2 separate regions of the Mus musculus genome follow, and region 2 is linked to region 1. Evidence: chromatin loops called from intact Hi-C (ENCODE). Cell type or tissue: left cerebral cortex. All regions are shown on one strand.

Region 1 (8,000 bases):
GGGCCATTTCTGCAATCCTTGCCCCAAACTTAGCTTAAGTTGCCCACTGGGTGTTTTATTCTTCATACTGGCCTTTTAACTTGTTATTGTGCATCCTATTTCCGTTCTGTTATAGTTGATCTCGTTTTTCTAAGTGTTTGGGCTACATTTTGGGTGCCTTTAAAAAATGTTAAAAACCAGTGAATAGGCATTGGATACTGTGCCCAGACAGGGGTTGCACAGACCGAGTTCTGACTCCTGAAGTCTGGTATGTTCTCCTCCTACCTCCGTCGTTCTTTTCTCTCCTGTGATGCTGTACTCAGAGTCTATTTTAAGTGAGCTTGTTTGTTTGTTTGTTTGTTTGTTTTAGACATTAACAACTTAATCTTAATCAGACTTAACCCTGAGTCTTGACCTGACAAGGGATACATATTCTGAGATGAAACTGGGCATAGCAGAAAATGTCATTGGCCTACAGAAGTGTTTTCTCAAGCCCTGCCTCAAAGTTTCTCATTAAATTGAATCCCCACCCCCAAGAAGCCATGTGAGAATTTGAATACAGGGATGTTTTTTATTCACTTTGTTGGCATTATTGGCATTATAATAAAATGGCATGCCAATTTATATTAAATATCAACATTCCATCTTGAAATATATACAATTTCAACTGTATTCTTAGTTAAGGATTTCAAGCCTGACTACAGAAAATAACAGGGTCTGACACTTCTATCATGGAAATTATTATCAGTGTTTCTAATAAGCTTATATATGAAAGTTGAAACATGGGCTTGCATCTGAGTTGTGAGCAGTCCACACAACCAGGAAGACAATCTAAGATTTCATTCCATATTCTTCATGGAGCATGTAGCTCTGTGCCTTCCCTTTGTAGTTTCTTACTGGAAATATATCTCCCAGTACCTAATATTTCATTAAAGTTTCTCTCTGGTAAAATCACAAGTATTTTACAAAGTTAAAACTATATGCTATCCCTTTAAACAATACAGTGGTGTCATCAGATAGAATATTACCACAAAACCAAATGCAATGCTATTAAAATAAAAATCACAGAAGAAGCACATGCCGACATCTGCCTAAGGCCAGCCCCCTTTACTAAAAAGGAAGGTTACAAAATGCTGAGTTGCTTGAGGTGAAAGCTAAAAGCAATGATTTTATTCCAGACTTAATGGGAAGACTTGCAAGACAGTTAACAGAAGACCTTAGCTCTCTCTCAGCAAATTGCTTCTACTCAGTACTCTATTCACTTCCTATTAGCGTTTCTTGGTGAGAGTTGGTTTGCTGTTTTAGACCTTCTGTGGCCTTCTGAGACTACTCTGACTGTGGTTTCCAGAGGAAGGGCCTTTGTCATGGTGGCTGTAGCCCACAACTCCTTGTGTTATGTGATCACAAGGATGGTACTCTTAGCAAAGGCAGTTGCATTAAATGTCATCCTCACCACATTGCTCAGATTGTTAAAGCTGCAACTCTGAATTCCCGTGCTTACTGTAAACATTAAACATTATCAACACATTTATGAGTGACTTGACTTGAGATCATTAGCATGAATGCCATTCATAAATGTCAGCCCCCTATCCTGGTCCCTTCTCCCAACCACTGAGGAGCTGGGAAGTAGAAAGAAGGGAATCTCCTTTGCTCTTTGCTTTATGAAGGCAAACAAGCCTTCTGGTTTTACAAATCTATATGCTATGAATAAAGACATCTACTCCAGTGATTTACTTCTTGAACTAAGAGTCTTAATCAATGCTATTTATTATGTTAAGTTTCAGAAAATACAATTTTTGAAACAAGTCAAGTATGGTGGGCTCATACGGGAGTCTGGCATGAGGATGGCAATGGTCATGACTTTTAGGTGTCACAGGAATGCACAGCAATACTCCTTCAAATTACATGAATAAATAGATAAATCACAATACTTGTCACCCACTTAGATATACATACCAAATAATACTATTTCATGTATATATATCAGAAGATTTACAATGTAGAACACTTGAAAACATGTGTGTGTGTAATTGATACCTGACAGAAAGTTTTGTCATTTGACATTGTTCGAGAATGAGTCAAAATGTACAAAGAGTGATCTCTTCACATTTATGCACATAAATTATGACTACAACCAGAGGCACAAAAATTATCATATGTACTTTTTACTTAAGGACAAAGCATCTCTTTTGAAAATGAGCCTGAGACTTCTACAGCAAGATTGCTACAGCTTTAAATGACATTTACCAAGTTTTTTAAAAGTGCTGTCTTGGACACCTTAGGGCACAATGTGTAATAATGTAGTTACTACAGAATGTTTGATTCATGGCCAAAGAGTGTTCAGAATCCAGAGATCAGATAAATTAGATTTTAATTGGTTTTCAAAGATTAATTGAATAAATAGATAAGGTAGACTTGATCAGAAATACATTAGTGTAATACAAACTGTTGGCTTTCTGTGACTCCTGCCTTAAGATCAGACAACTGCCCCTGGCAGACAGCGTCCTGGAGCAGTGCAGGAGGATTGCCATTAACAGGCAGGATGAACTGTGATATCTACTGTGGTCATACAACCTGGGCCATGGAAGAGCAGAGATGCATCTTGTATTCTCTTCCATAACTGTTTGCAAAGAGAGTCAAGTCTTGCTAAACCGATAGAATGCATGCATACTGAATACGTTACTGTTTCATTGGTGATTATTTTTAAACAAAAATCTGAAAGGCTGCCATACAGGTGATAATAGCTAAATGTGTTGAACACCTGATTAAACAAACAAGGATAGTTGAAGTTGCTTGCAGTATCTTTTTGTAATGTCTTATGCTAGAACTCTCTAAGCTTGTCATTTTCAAACTTTCCCTTTCCTTTATTTACCTAATCTGTTTACAGAATAGATGTGTTTAAGAAATTACTCTGTTCTTTCACTCTCTTCATTCTTTCTTTTCTCCCTCTCTCTTCCAGTCTTCCATACTAGGTCTCATTGCATAGCCCAGACTGGTCGTTAGTTCACTGTGCACATGGAGCAGGTATCAAACTGCAACAGTTCTCCGTCCTCTGCTCCATGAGTGCTGAGATAAAAGGTGGGAGCCACCATTCTCAGCCTCCTGATTCTTCTTGTAATGTGGTTATAAAATGCACGTATGGAGCTCATGTGCTAATTTTAGTAGCTCGGTTTCCAGCACCAGGCATAGTGTCCCTCTTGCTGAGTGGGCCTGATTTTTAATTATACAATAGTCTGAAGAGAGAGACTTTTCTTTGGGAATGTGGCTGCTGGGAGGTTGGTTATACCCCTGTGGATGAGCCTACATCCATTTGCACATGGCCAGGAGTAATTGAACTCAGTGAGAAATCAATAATAATAGCAATTTTAATTGCTATTATGATATGAAGTCAGGAGGAAGGCAGAGTTTGATGGATTCTGGGGGGTATTGGAGACAAGCAGTAAGAAATAGGTTTTAACAAAATCATTGCATACATGAATGAAATTTTCAAATAATAAGAAACCATTAAAGAAAGAGAACTCTTCCATTTCAAAGGAGCGTTTGTCCAGGAAATAAATGTGAATGCATTTGATATGTATTAGTGTATATTCCTCTTATAGCATACATTTACATTGGAGTTTTTTTTTATCCCACAGGAATGAGCTCTATACAGAGAGAATAAAGCCACAGTATGTCATTATAGACTATGCACCAAGGCATAGAGCCATAGTCCTGTGCTTCTCTGTTTCTGGACAATGAGGTGACTACCAAGTCACCTTGCACAGCTGCTGCAGGTCTCAGCACTGTCTCTGCGAATGACTTTTAGAGCCAAATTTTTTGCTACTATTGAAATTTTAACACAAGCTTCACTAACCTTTCTCAGTGTCACTAACCTTTTTGGGTTTTCCATAAAGCCTGTGTTTAAAAGTTATTCTTTCATGTGACTATCCTTGTATCACTATTTCTTTCAACTGTGAGCTGAACTTCAACTAGTTATAATATCTGCTAATCCTATACTGCTCTATTAATGAAGTTTTTGTTTGCTTAATTTCCAGTAATAAAGGTTTTATGTAGGACCTTGTTCATGCTTGACACACAATCTACTCCTCAGCCCCATCTCCAGCCTTCTTACCACTTCTTATTTTCATATAATGTCTCACTATATCGCCCACAGTGGCTTTGAACTCACTCTAGTTCACAAAGGCCCTGACTTTGGATTTCTCTTGGCACAGCATCCTAAGTTACTGAGTAAAGGGCTGTCCTACCACTTTTAGCCTGATTGATAAAACCAGGATGTTCAATCCCAGCACTTGGGAGGCAGAGGAAGGCGGATTTCTGAGTTCGAGGCCAGCCTGGTCTACAAAGTGAGTTCCAGGACAGCCAGGGCTACACAGAGAAACCCTGTCAAAAACAAACAAACAAACAAAAACAGGATGTTCACTCTGCATGTGCAGAGTGGTTTACTAAAATCTGACACGTTATCCAGGGACACCTACACGGCTGCTTCATGGGCAACGGGATGTCTGTAATGATGTCACTTCACTAGTAAGAGTCACATGAGGTAAACTGGCATACAGGTCTTGAATACTGGGGGATGTCTACTGCTAAACCCCACAGCAGACAGAGAAAACTGCCTTGTAAAACAAGCTGTAGACATTCTTGGCTCCCATGGTACAGTTTCTCAAATTAGAATTTTGTAGTAAAATGGTAGCATTGAGCATCACACCATTTATTTAGAGCCAAGCTCTGGGCAGAAGGTTTTTATATCGATCCTCTCATGTAACCATCACTCATCCAGAAGATAAAGGACAGTTACTAACGAACTCTCAGAGTTGAAGACCATGAGCATTAGAGAAGGCCATTGCCTCATCTAGTGTTGTGAAGCCAGCAAACACCTGCAGCAGACACTGGGGCTATGACAACTCCCTCTGACTGACACACAGAAATAGAAATCCCCAAACTAGGAAGGCAGTCTTTTGCCTCAGCTCCAGTAGATGGCAGAGTGATCCAGTAACCTGCACCACAGCCTTCAGGTCCAGTGCCTTGCCAGTTCCCGTCTTCTCCTCTCAGTTTTAAGACTCCCCTAAAAGGTTGTTCTCAAGTTCTCACAAGACCCTGAAAGGAACCCGGAGGGGGACCATTCAAACACTCATAGTACTGATAAGTGCAAAAATATAGGATTCATCACTAAACCATCAGGGTTTGACCCGGGAAGACAGATACCCTGAGAGTGGGAGTGAGATGACTAAGGAGGGCGTTGTGACAGTAACATACCTCCTATTAAACATTAGGGACCGCTTACCTAAGGCACTGCATCACGGAGGTGGTTGTCACATCTCCAGCAAAAGGGGGAGGCAGAATGAATTGGGAGTCCTCTCAGTCTGGCTAAGAGTCTTAATTGTTTTCTACTTTTGATTCCTCATGTAGCAAAATTGGGTGGAATGTGCTTTGAAAAGAATCTACCAGGACTGTTGAACTTGATACAGGAAGAACAACACAGTCTGGAAAAGGGAATAAGGTTTCATTGTGTCCTAGCCTCAGAGAAGTCCTTGAGAATGAACACATAGGTCACAAGACAGCTAGCCATTCAGAAGAGAAAGTTAAGAACAATGTGACTTCTCCTGCACACACAGCTGAGCAGAACAATCCATCCGGCCTGCAATTCAGTTACTAATAAGGGACACTTAAATGACTGTGATCTAGAGAGGCAGCAGTTTCTTTGTATCACACATAAAGAAACGCCCAGAGGCAAACATGGTCCTTCAGAGATGCTAGGGTACTGTCAGTATCCCAGGTTGCTTCCATCTGGCAGCTCTGACATCATGTCTATTCTGTGTTCTGTTTTGTTGTGCACCCCAAGTCCAGGTAGGAAAAGCTGGAACAAAGTCTCCGCACCTGCTGGTAAGGTTTCCTTCTGACATCATCTGGGGTTTCCTTACCTCATTGGCAGTTCTTGTGTGTAGAAAAGCACTAGTGTTTTGTGTTTCTTTTAATCTATACACACTACTTCCCCAAACAATGTAAGTTCTGAATAAATAAAGATGGTCCTGAAATTTGATGTATTTGAGGGTACCAGTGGCCTCTGCTACAGGTCTGCCAAGATTCTAAAATGGTTTCCAAAAGTCAAAGCGAGAAAATACTGCTATGGTTTACCTAATTAGCATACAGTATGCTGAAAGATAGTTGATAAGCTGTGTTACATAAATAGTATTGGTTATGATATAATCCATGTGAATGGTTGAGATTTTTGAGAGCAGATTTTCCCATTAATTAAATGCCAGGACTAATTTGTGATAAAATAAAATTCTGTAGCCTGAAATTGCTTGAAATAGAAGCCAATGAGACAGGAAATCAGCAAATAGCTATAACTGGTTTTCACATTTTAACTGGTATTTATAGGTTATATACAATAATGAGTTTTATTATGACATTTTTTATGTATTTTGGTCATTCCACTCCATACCTCTTTTGCCCTCCTGAATTCTTTCAGATCACCTTTCTCCTTCCAACCAGCACCCATCCATTACCAGCTCCTTACTTATTCTATTGTCTATATCCATCCATTACCAGCTCCTTACTTATTCTATTGTCGACCCACTGAGTTTCACTATAGTTGTAGACAAGAGCAGGGGTTTGAGAGGCAGGATTTACAGCAGCAGAGATATCCAACGAGTGGCTACACATTGAAGAAAATGGCTTCCTTCCCTCAGCAAGGAGAAACTGCACTTGAGTCCTCAAGGAAGATATGGCCTCACAAGCCCATAACTACATTCTGTGATGGTGTGTTAATGGGTCTACTCTTTGTGTGCCTTGGGATGATTTTCATAGACGCTGAGAGTTCTTATATAACAGCCATGTTCTGCCCATTAAGAAAATGGTCCATGACACCCTAGTTCCTGCTTTGGCTGATCTCTTCTTCTGTGATGTCTCAATAAAGGCAGATTTTGATTGATCACAGGAAAATACTTACTGACGTTCTCTCAGGTACTGGGCACTGTGCAGGGAGTTCAGGAGAAACAGGAACGAAAAACATATACCGTATAGTCTAATCATTAATTCAAAAACTTCTTAAAATCATGAAAATCAAAACATCTTATTTCATTTAATTAACAAAAATAATGAAGAGAATGCATACTTTACTCAATAAAATTATGTGAGGACATGATGTTAAGATGACAACTAAAACATTCTGAGAAAGCTTGGAGCTTTGTAGAGTTTTGTAGTGTCTACTCATTTACACATTCAATAAGCTATCAAATGGTTAGGTATACTGCTAAGACACTCTGGAGAGTTTATGGTATTACTGACCTGTGGCTCAGTGCCACTGATTGAGTTAATTCAATGCATTTATTCTTAAATTATTTGACTATTTCTCCATATGTATGAGAGTTTTGCCTATGAATATGTATAAGCATCATGCATGCATATATGCGGTGCCTTCAGAAGCCAAGGAAGGAGTTGAATCCACTAGATGTGGAATTACAAATGTTTGTAAGCTGCTACATGGATGCTAGGAATAAAACCTGTGTCATCTGGAAGAGGGTCTTCATCACTGAGCATCTCTCCAGCCTCTCAGAACCATAGACTTGGTGCCAAGAAATCTAAGTTTGGAAATTGGTTATAGCAGAGGGAAAAGCAAGTACATGCAAGTGTGTTGGAAACACACAAGCTACTGAAGCACACGAAGGACATTATCGGGGTGGAGAAGCATTCATCGTAAGTAACTGTCATGTTTAATAAGTAGAGAAGGAGAGAATGCTTTCCAATCAGAATGCAGACCTGTCCTGTACACTTCATTAAGTCTGGTAAACACTCACTAATGAGCATTCCTGAGCATATTCTTCATTTCAGCTCATGTGTTGGAATTCTCTTGCAGACACAGGCTTTGCCAGTCTTAGAAGGGCAAAGACCAATTGGAGTCACTTTATATTTCTAACTTTCCTCAAAAAGAAGTTTATTGGTTTGTTTAATTATTTGTATCTTTAAAATAATAGTACTCCACATAAGAACACATTAAAATTAACTGCATATTTTCTCATCTT
Region 2 (8,000 bases), 190 kb after region 1:
GGAAACCAGGCTTCGTACTTTCTCTTCTCAAAGGCAAAGCTCAGTGTGTTTCCCACATATTTAACTGTAATGCACAAAGGCTATCCACGTTGCTACATGGATGCATTTCTCAGTGGGATTTCTTCATTTTTTCTCTGTCATGTTCCCTCTTCCTATGTCGCTCAATGTAGATAGTTTTCTCCTATGTTCAGTGCCTTCTGGCAGCCCAGAAATCCATCATACCTTTCTACTCTATCTATATATACTTTCCCTTCAGGTCAACATACAGTTCATCTTTCACTTCTACATTCCACTCTTAATGCTGTTAATCGAATTATTTACCTGGATTCAAATTCATAACAAACCTCAGCACATTTATGAATGATGTTCATAGGCATGGAGTCTAGAGTTAAAATTTTGGTCACGTGTGACTTTTCCTAAGGCGACATGAACAAGTGCCTGTTCACCCCAGACAGATCACCAGCAAAAGATCTAAGAAACTATTCCAACTAAGTCTATCTTGGTGGATCAGTGAGTTTACTGGGGCTTCTAATAGGAACATGGGTGATTCCATGGCCGCTGTTCTAGTGAAATGCTCACCCCAGACTCAAGACAGTCATATCCCTGAAGCTCTTTACCTAACTTTCAAGCAACGTCACCAAAGCGTCTCCTCCTCTAAAAAGGAATGTTTTAATGTAAGAGACATAGCTATGAAATAGATCAAGTTTCTGGGGGGAAAAAGAGTAATAATTCACTACAAGGCTTGACTTCTACTGCTGAGAAATATATAGTAAAAGCCACAAAAATGATGTTCACTCATAAACCATACTCTTGAAGATACAAATATGGCCACAAATGGTTTATAAAATTCTTATCTTGGAAATATGAGAAATCTATGCCTCACTCATTGCTTCTGTACTCCTAGCAAATTCTAAACTGGGAGCCATGTCTCCAGCATCGATGCTGTTTCTTCCCTCAGGTGGTGTAGTGTGTTTTTTTCCAAGCTCCCATTGTTTTTAATGGTCTGGTTTTTCTATAATAGCTTATTGTTCCTGGAGTATGGTCAAGGTTTGTGGGCCTGGTGTCAGGCCCTGCAGCCAGCACTGTTTCTTCTATCACAAGCTCCACTCTTCCTCCTCCACCTGCTGCTGCCACTAAAATTGCTGCCATGTCTCCATAGTCATTGCTGTTGCTGGCACTGCAGCATTGCCTCCCCCATCCACTCTTTCATTGCTGCACGAGCCTGGGCATCAGACAAATGTCCAAGAACCGGTGCAGATGGCAATGCAGCCACTTCTGTGTTTCACTCTCTGGAAAATTACTGGCTAGCCATTAAGGGGGAACATGATGAAAGGCAATGAACATTTGATCGAAAGGATCTGGGCATGTTATGCTGGATTTCCAGATTTTAGTTTTGCAGGATGAATGAAGACTGCTGGATCCTCAGAAACCTTCCATCTCTGCATTGCCTATGGGTATCTTTAGAGGAGACCCAGGACATCAGAGTGGAGGCAGTCAATCCTAGATCATTATCAAGGTCTGGAATTTAGCTTCTTGACATTCTATTTTGTGAACATGACACAGAGACACATGCATGCATAAGTACTCTTTTGTACATGTGTATGTATATGTAAGTTATGTGACTTTAACTGGGGACATGTGAACAAATGTCTCTTCATTCTGGACAAGGTAACAATAATAGATCACCATAAAAATTTGTGTGTTCTGCAGATTGTATTCAGCATATTTTTAGAGTTATTTATGGGAGTATGGGTGATTCTCAGGAATACAAGTGACTTGAAGGCAGTACAGGTGATGGCTCACAGAACCGGCGTCCCTGGAGCTGCTGCAGCCAAAATTTTCCTCTCTCCAACAACTGTTAATTGTTTTTATTTATAACATTATGGAGGACCTTGTGAATTGTGTAGCTTGCTTAGTTGCTTAGTGTCCTGTCATTGTACATTTCTTAACTTCCTGAGGCTTACAAACTTTTTTCTTCCATCTAGGCAGGAATGTTTCAATTTTGAGGGTCTAGTTACACAACAGCTTGTGTGTGTGTGTGTGTGTGTGTGTGTGTGTGTGTGTTTGTATGTGTATCACTCTCTGTGTTAATATGTATGTGTGTGTATGGTATGCATGTGTTCAAACATGTGTGTGTATGTATGCGTTGTTGCCCTCAAAACTACTGTAAGTTTTCTAGAGTAAGAGCTGATTTTCATTTTAACTACATAAACCCACAAACATGCACTCTGCTGTCAAGCTGTGGGAATCCACAAATGTTTCAACATGGAAATTATTTAAAATCAAATCAAAACAAACTAACAATAAAACAACCTTTCCCATTCATTGAATTTTTTGTTATTAAAGCTCGAAATTATTAGGAACCAAACACTTGCTATTCTACAGCAAACTACCCAGCCAGCATATGAAAAGCTCTCCCAAATGACAAGGGAAATCAAAGAAACACAAGTAGGTACCACGCCATGATCCTTGCTTGTATGTGCTTAACAGACAAGATTGACAATGACAACATAAGTTCCCCCAACAAAAATGTAGTTTATTATTCTCAACATATTAGCAAAACACACAGAAAGCTAGGATATTTGAGTCTATGCAAGTCCCAAGCTTAAACTTACACAACTTTCAATTTGAGAGCCCAGGGATTCTTGAACAGGGCATGAGAATTATGTAATGCTAAACCCAGGATAATTTGATTCTCTGTGTTATTTATTTGTTTATTTCTAGTTTGAATGTCTTCTTAACAAATGCAACCCTAATAATTTTTTCCAAAAATCTTTTAGAATTTACCAGTGGACCTAATCAGTGCATCTATAACCAGCAGTCTGAATAGCTGTTTATATGACATTAGCATTTTCTACTTTCTCACTCAGCCCTCCTTGCTAGACTTTACAACAAGATCTGTGGCTGCATTCAGTAGCCAGTCCCCTGGTACCTACTGACTGGCTGCTTCTGCTATGCCTGGAGCCAGGAAAGGTGTCACTTCAGTCTTCCTTCCTCTGCATTTCTACATGGAGATTCTGATGCCTAAGGCAAAAGGTGCTGGGCCTGTCTGCCACAATCTTCAAATGTTCACTGAAATGTTCCCAGATATCTCCAGATATCAGCCTATGTGGTTGGCTATCCTTCCTCAGTATTTGTTGTTCTGTCTAGGTGCTGTCTTCATGGCTAAGATAAAAAAAAAAATTAAAAACAAAAGAAAACCAAGAAAATCCCGTTACTGTTTTCTTTTCCATTTTTTCATATCTGTCTGTGAATACCAACTCTTTTTCCTGTACATCTATGCAAGGCCAACTGGAAGTGAGATGATTAGCAAACTACGGCAATGGCCCTGAAAGGGAAGCAGAGCTTGTGACAGTTGGAAAGGAAGGAACTCTATGGTCCTTCCTGTGAAGGATGTTGCACTGTTTCTCCTCTGCATCAGCTTTTCCTTCAGTTTCCTTTTCTCCTTACTGCTTCCTTTCTCCCAACTCCCATTCCTATAAAAGAACTAATTAGCATACCACATGCCCCAGTAATGAAGCATCACACCAAATGTAACAGTAGAAAGATAGAGAAGGCTATGGCTAATTTTGTAAAAATCAGCACCAGCTTCTGCTTCAGAAGGGAAGGTTTTATGTGGGGAACAGGCTGAGTTGTGGGTAGCATGCATGGCAGAAGTGCACAATTGTATAACTTCAATGAAATCCATAGTGCTTTCTGAAATAAAAGAGTGCATGCAATATGATAATAAGAGCACAAATTACCACTGCCCAGCTTGGCAACCTTCAACTGTCTCTGGGCCTCACTTTGCTTTTCTGAAATACCGAAAAGATACTATTGTCTCTCCCATCGGATTGTTGCAAAATTTTCATGATGAACGTTTTGAATGTTCCCGGCCACAGCATTGCTGCCAGGTAACAATTAACAATGATCCCGAGATTTTTTTGTTACTATTTCCCTCCTGCCACTTACATGTAGTTCTGCAGTATTTGTGTGTGTGTGTGTGTGTGTGTGTGTGTGTGTGTGTGTGTGTGTGTGTGAGAGAGAGAGAGAGAGAGAGAGAGAGAGAGAGAGAGAGATGGCTTTTTCCTGAAGAACATAAGAACATGCTTGACTTTTTGGCTGTTACAAGTTTACTGGTATGTTGGAAGGATATAAAATGCTGTCACAGGATACGTCTGCTATTGGAAAGGTGAATCTCCCATTGTCTTAAGTGCAAGACAAGCTCAGGCTATGCCTAGAAGAGTGAGGTAGTCTTGAAGAGCAGCTGCTGAAAGGAAGATAGCTGTGGCTTTCTCTGAGCCTAGAGTCATGCTACAAGAAGAGGCTGAGCTATGAGTGTGATTAGGAAGGGAAGGGTGTCTAACATAAAACTATGTTCTGGGGGAGAGAAAGTCATGCTCTATGAAGCATTTACGGCCACATATTTATGTCAGGCTTCTATGGTATTTTCTGCTTGTTAAGATCAGATTATGTTGAGAAATTAATTAACATCCCATTTCTGTAGCATAATCTTCTTTGTCTTAGAGGGAACCCCAGGTAGACTATCATCAATCTATATCTCTTGGCTCTCTAGGTACATGGGTGCTCTGCCCTTAATATTAGTCACTCTCAAACTTGGATTTCCAGGATCCCTTGGCCCTCGCGAGCCTTTAGGATGTGGGTTTTATCGATAGATTTGACCAGGTTAAGTATTAGAACTTAGATTTAAAAAAAAAAATTAAAAAGATATCAATTCCAGCATGAATGGTAGTCCACACTTTTAATTTGAGCTAGCACATAGAGAAAAGTAAGAAAGGAAAATCAGTTATTAGTTCCAGGTCAGCTTGGGCTACTTAGGAAAAAAAAAAAAAGACAAAAATCTAATCAAAACAAAAAGGACCAACACACTTGAACCTAAAGATGTACTGATTACATGACAAATAAGCAACACTGTGGAAAAGCAACCGTAGTCTGCAAAGAAAAATAAACATGGAAACAGGGTCTTTGTTTCCCACCACTGCAAGCCTTTTAAATGTGTGTCTTAATAAAGGACAGCTGTATTCTTGAGTCTTGCATTCAGACTATTGTAATGTATTGATTTCAGATATGCAGATAGAAAAAAGAACATGAAATTGTCAGCATCCTAAACTCTAGCTCAGAAGGAAGATCTTGTAGTTCTATCCATAATCCATGGCTTAGAATTCACTGCATGGAGGAAAAGCAACTTTACGAAGCACAGGAAAACGATGGGAGACTTGATACGAACCTCTGTTAGAACCAAAAAAATCATATGCTTGATATGATTTCTTGATATCCTCTCCCAGAGAATTGATTGCAGAAGACTCCCAACTTCTTGGGCTGTTTCTCATGGTCAGGGTCAGTTTCAGTTCTTGACCTTATTGAAGAATGAAGTCAAAGTCTATACAGATAGCTAAGTATCTAGGAAGCTCCATTCAAAGCAAAGTGACAGAACAGTTCAGATCCACTGCCAAGATTGACAGCAAGATTTCTAACTAGAGTACTTAATGCTCTTCTAAGAGAAAAGGATCTGCTTATCCTCTCGATTGCTGAATCTTACCTCTGTCTAGGCATTAGTAGAGTAACAGTGAATAGGTTTTATTTAAATCAGATGGTTGTTAAAGTGGAAAGATTCTCAGAGAGGAATATGCATACAGCTCGATGTAATTGGGGTCCTAAATTGCTAACAGGCTCCACGGAATGCTACTTGGTGTTGGGAGGATTGTGTGTAGCACTTGCAGAGAACAGTCTTGGAGAGTAAATTACCATTAGAAAAGGAATAAGCATGCATATAGCCCAAAATAAGCAGGGTTCCAGATTGCTAAGCAATTTATGATGCTTGCCTGCAATAGTACTGATGTATAAGGCCTGGAGTAAAAGTCTATGGAACTTAGTTCGAAAGTGATATTGAGAAACCAGAAGCAAATGAGCCAGGATCAAGGACCCCAATTTAGTATGTGACACCATTCTCTTATTCTGTGCATTTATGTCACTTACCATCTGCTGCTGTGTTTTCCTCGGTTTGTATGATTTTTCAATATGAAGCAGATACTAATATTTTTTGTCTACTTAGTTCTAATCACATTTAAGTGTTTCCTTGAGGTGATTCTTGATAATAGAGATGACTTGCCTATGGCTTCTACAACATTCAGCATCCATGACTGCTTGGGAGCTTTTCCATCTGTCTTGTCTTCTACCATACAAAGTGGCCCTGTGCACAGCAATGATTTCATTTCTTATCAATGCCGATTACAATTCAGTGGATCTGCAATTAGACTGAAATTCTGTAACTAACCTGTTGTAAGAAGAATTTCATTCACAATAGCCAAGAAAAGAAAAGACAAGACAAGATCATGGGATAAACTTTACTAAGGAAATTAAATACTTCTACCATAAAATAATATTAAATCATGGAGAAATAAACCAAGGAAGATACTATAAGTTGCAAAGAATTCTTATGCTCATAAATCAGAAGAGTTAATCTTGCAAAACTGGTCATCCTACCAAAAGCAGTCTGCAGATTCAAGGCAATTCCAATAAAAAAAATTTCCAGCTCCATTCTTCACAGAAATAGAAAAGCAATCTTAAAATTTCTATAGACACAAGAATAACCTCAGATATGCAGAGCCATCCTGAACTCCTCATATTGAGACCATACTGTGTTGTAATACTCTAAGCCCAATCTCAACCCTTGTCCCCTGGTGGGCTATTCCCTTCAAAGTTTTATCTCTTATTCCAGAAAAGGCTTTGGCTATTATGTGTGCCTCAAAGTAAGCTTTCAAATGCATGGCAACTTCTATCTTATGAAAACTGTGTGCCATCATGCCTTAAGATGTCCTAGAGCACTTCAGGATATAAATATGATATTTTCAGATTTATCTAGTAGCTTTCAAGAACTGGAAATAATGACTTTACATAGAATAATTTTGTATATTACAATAGCTTTAAGCAGAGAATATCACACTTTTTTTGAGAACATATCACTTTTATTCAATTGATTTTATCTACTTTTAGATAGTTTGGGGTTCAGTCTTTCTGCTCGCAATGGCTCTTATGTATTTGGGCTGAATCTCTATGTGCCAGTCTTGGTTTCCAGGGGCTATACTAAAGTCTAACATTCACATCATAAAGATGGCTGACGAAATTGAGAATTAGATGAGAATCTTTTTCCTCTAAGTTTCATTCTTTATGATTTTCAATGACTGTCTTTAGGGTATCATGCCAAGACAAGTGCAGATATGTAACCATATCCTGTGTTTTGCTGAGGATGAGTCTGTGTACCACAGCCTAGTTGTGGTCCTGTTGACCACATCCTGGAAAGGTAATACTCTTCTTTATTTTCAGATCTGAATTGCTTGGGAAAGATTGAGGGTTTCAAACTTCTCACTCAAAGATCTGAATCTGAGCAAAATCTATTTTTTCCCTTCAGAATGAGAAACTGAAGAGCAGGGGAAAGAGATTTAGAATTTAGCCCCTTCCCAGTGTCATCTGCACACATCTCTTCTTCTCTCACTCTAGTGGAGCAAGTTTAGGTGAGCTACCACCCTTGCTTAGGTTGCTCATGTCAAGAGGAATAGCATGCACACATACTCCCCACATACTCCCGCTTTTTTTTTTTTTTTTTTTTTTAGATTCCCCCAGTCTTTCCAAGTTATCCTCTTGGTTTCAGGGACCACCTGCTCCCAATCAGAGAAGACCAAGAAAGCAGGGAGCTGTTTCAAATGAAAAATATAGTATGCTTTCACTTTCCTTACTACTTTGTCATTTAGATGATGGAGAAAGGGAAGCAGGCCATGGTTTGTGTGAGTGATTCCTACCCCCCGCCCCCCAATCGCCCAATACTCATTAAGCAGTGTAGGACAGGGACTACTCTCCTATCCTCATAAACGCTTAGACCTCAACAAGGAGGGTTAGGTCCTTTATTCTCAGTTCCGGGCCTCAAGAGAATTCACCGGGGATGAAATATGCCCTTTAGTGCATCAGGTGTGACCATAAATCCAGTGAGGTTTGGTGACTCCCCC

Evidence for each region. A loop is a pair of places that touch in the nucleus more often than their neighbours do. Peaks named below come from ENCODE experiments on the same cell type or tissue, not always from the same donor. Only the 100,000 strongest peaks of a DNase experiment are listed, where the experiment ranks them.
Region 2: it touches region 1 in a loop (2.5-fold over the local background); 2 of 42 quality-filtered maps call a loop at or near these places.

The regions. Positions count from the first base shown.
Region 1 is chr6:77,569,771-77,577,770 of GRCm38, reverse strand. The region is part of intron 8 of Ctnna2 (catenin (cadherin associated protein), alpha 2); the gene reads left to right. Among named protein-coding and RNA genes, the nearest start is that of Gm38837, 31 kb to the left of the region's middle. In left cerebral cortex, a CTCF peak has its summit at 4,948 (motif pointing right); DNase peaks (open chromatin) are centred at 3,113 and 4,950.
Region 2 is chr6:77,377,076-77,385,075 of GRCm38, reverse strand. All of the region lies in intron 8 of Ctnna2 (catenin (cadherin associated protein), alpha 2), which reads left to right. It overlaps 6330415B21Rik (RIKEN cDNA 6330415B21 gene), which reads left to right and starts at 2,601. Exons shown (of 1, transcript NR_045141.1): 1 at 2,601-4,819. In left cerebral cortex, no CTCF peak of the experiment used is centred here; DNase peaks (open chromatin) are centred at 1,170, 3,044, 3,530 and 4,288; H3K27ac peaks cover 1,412 bases.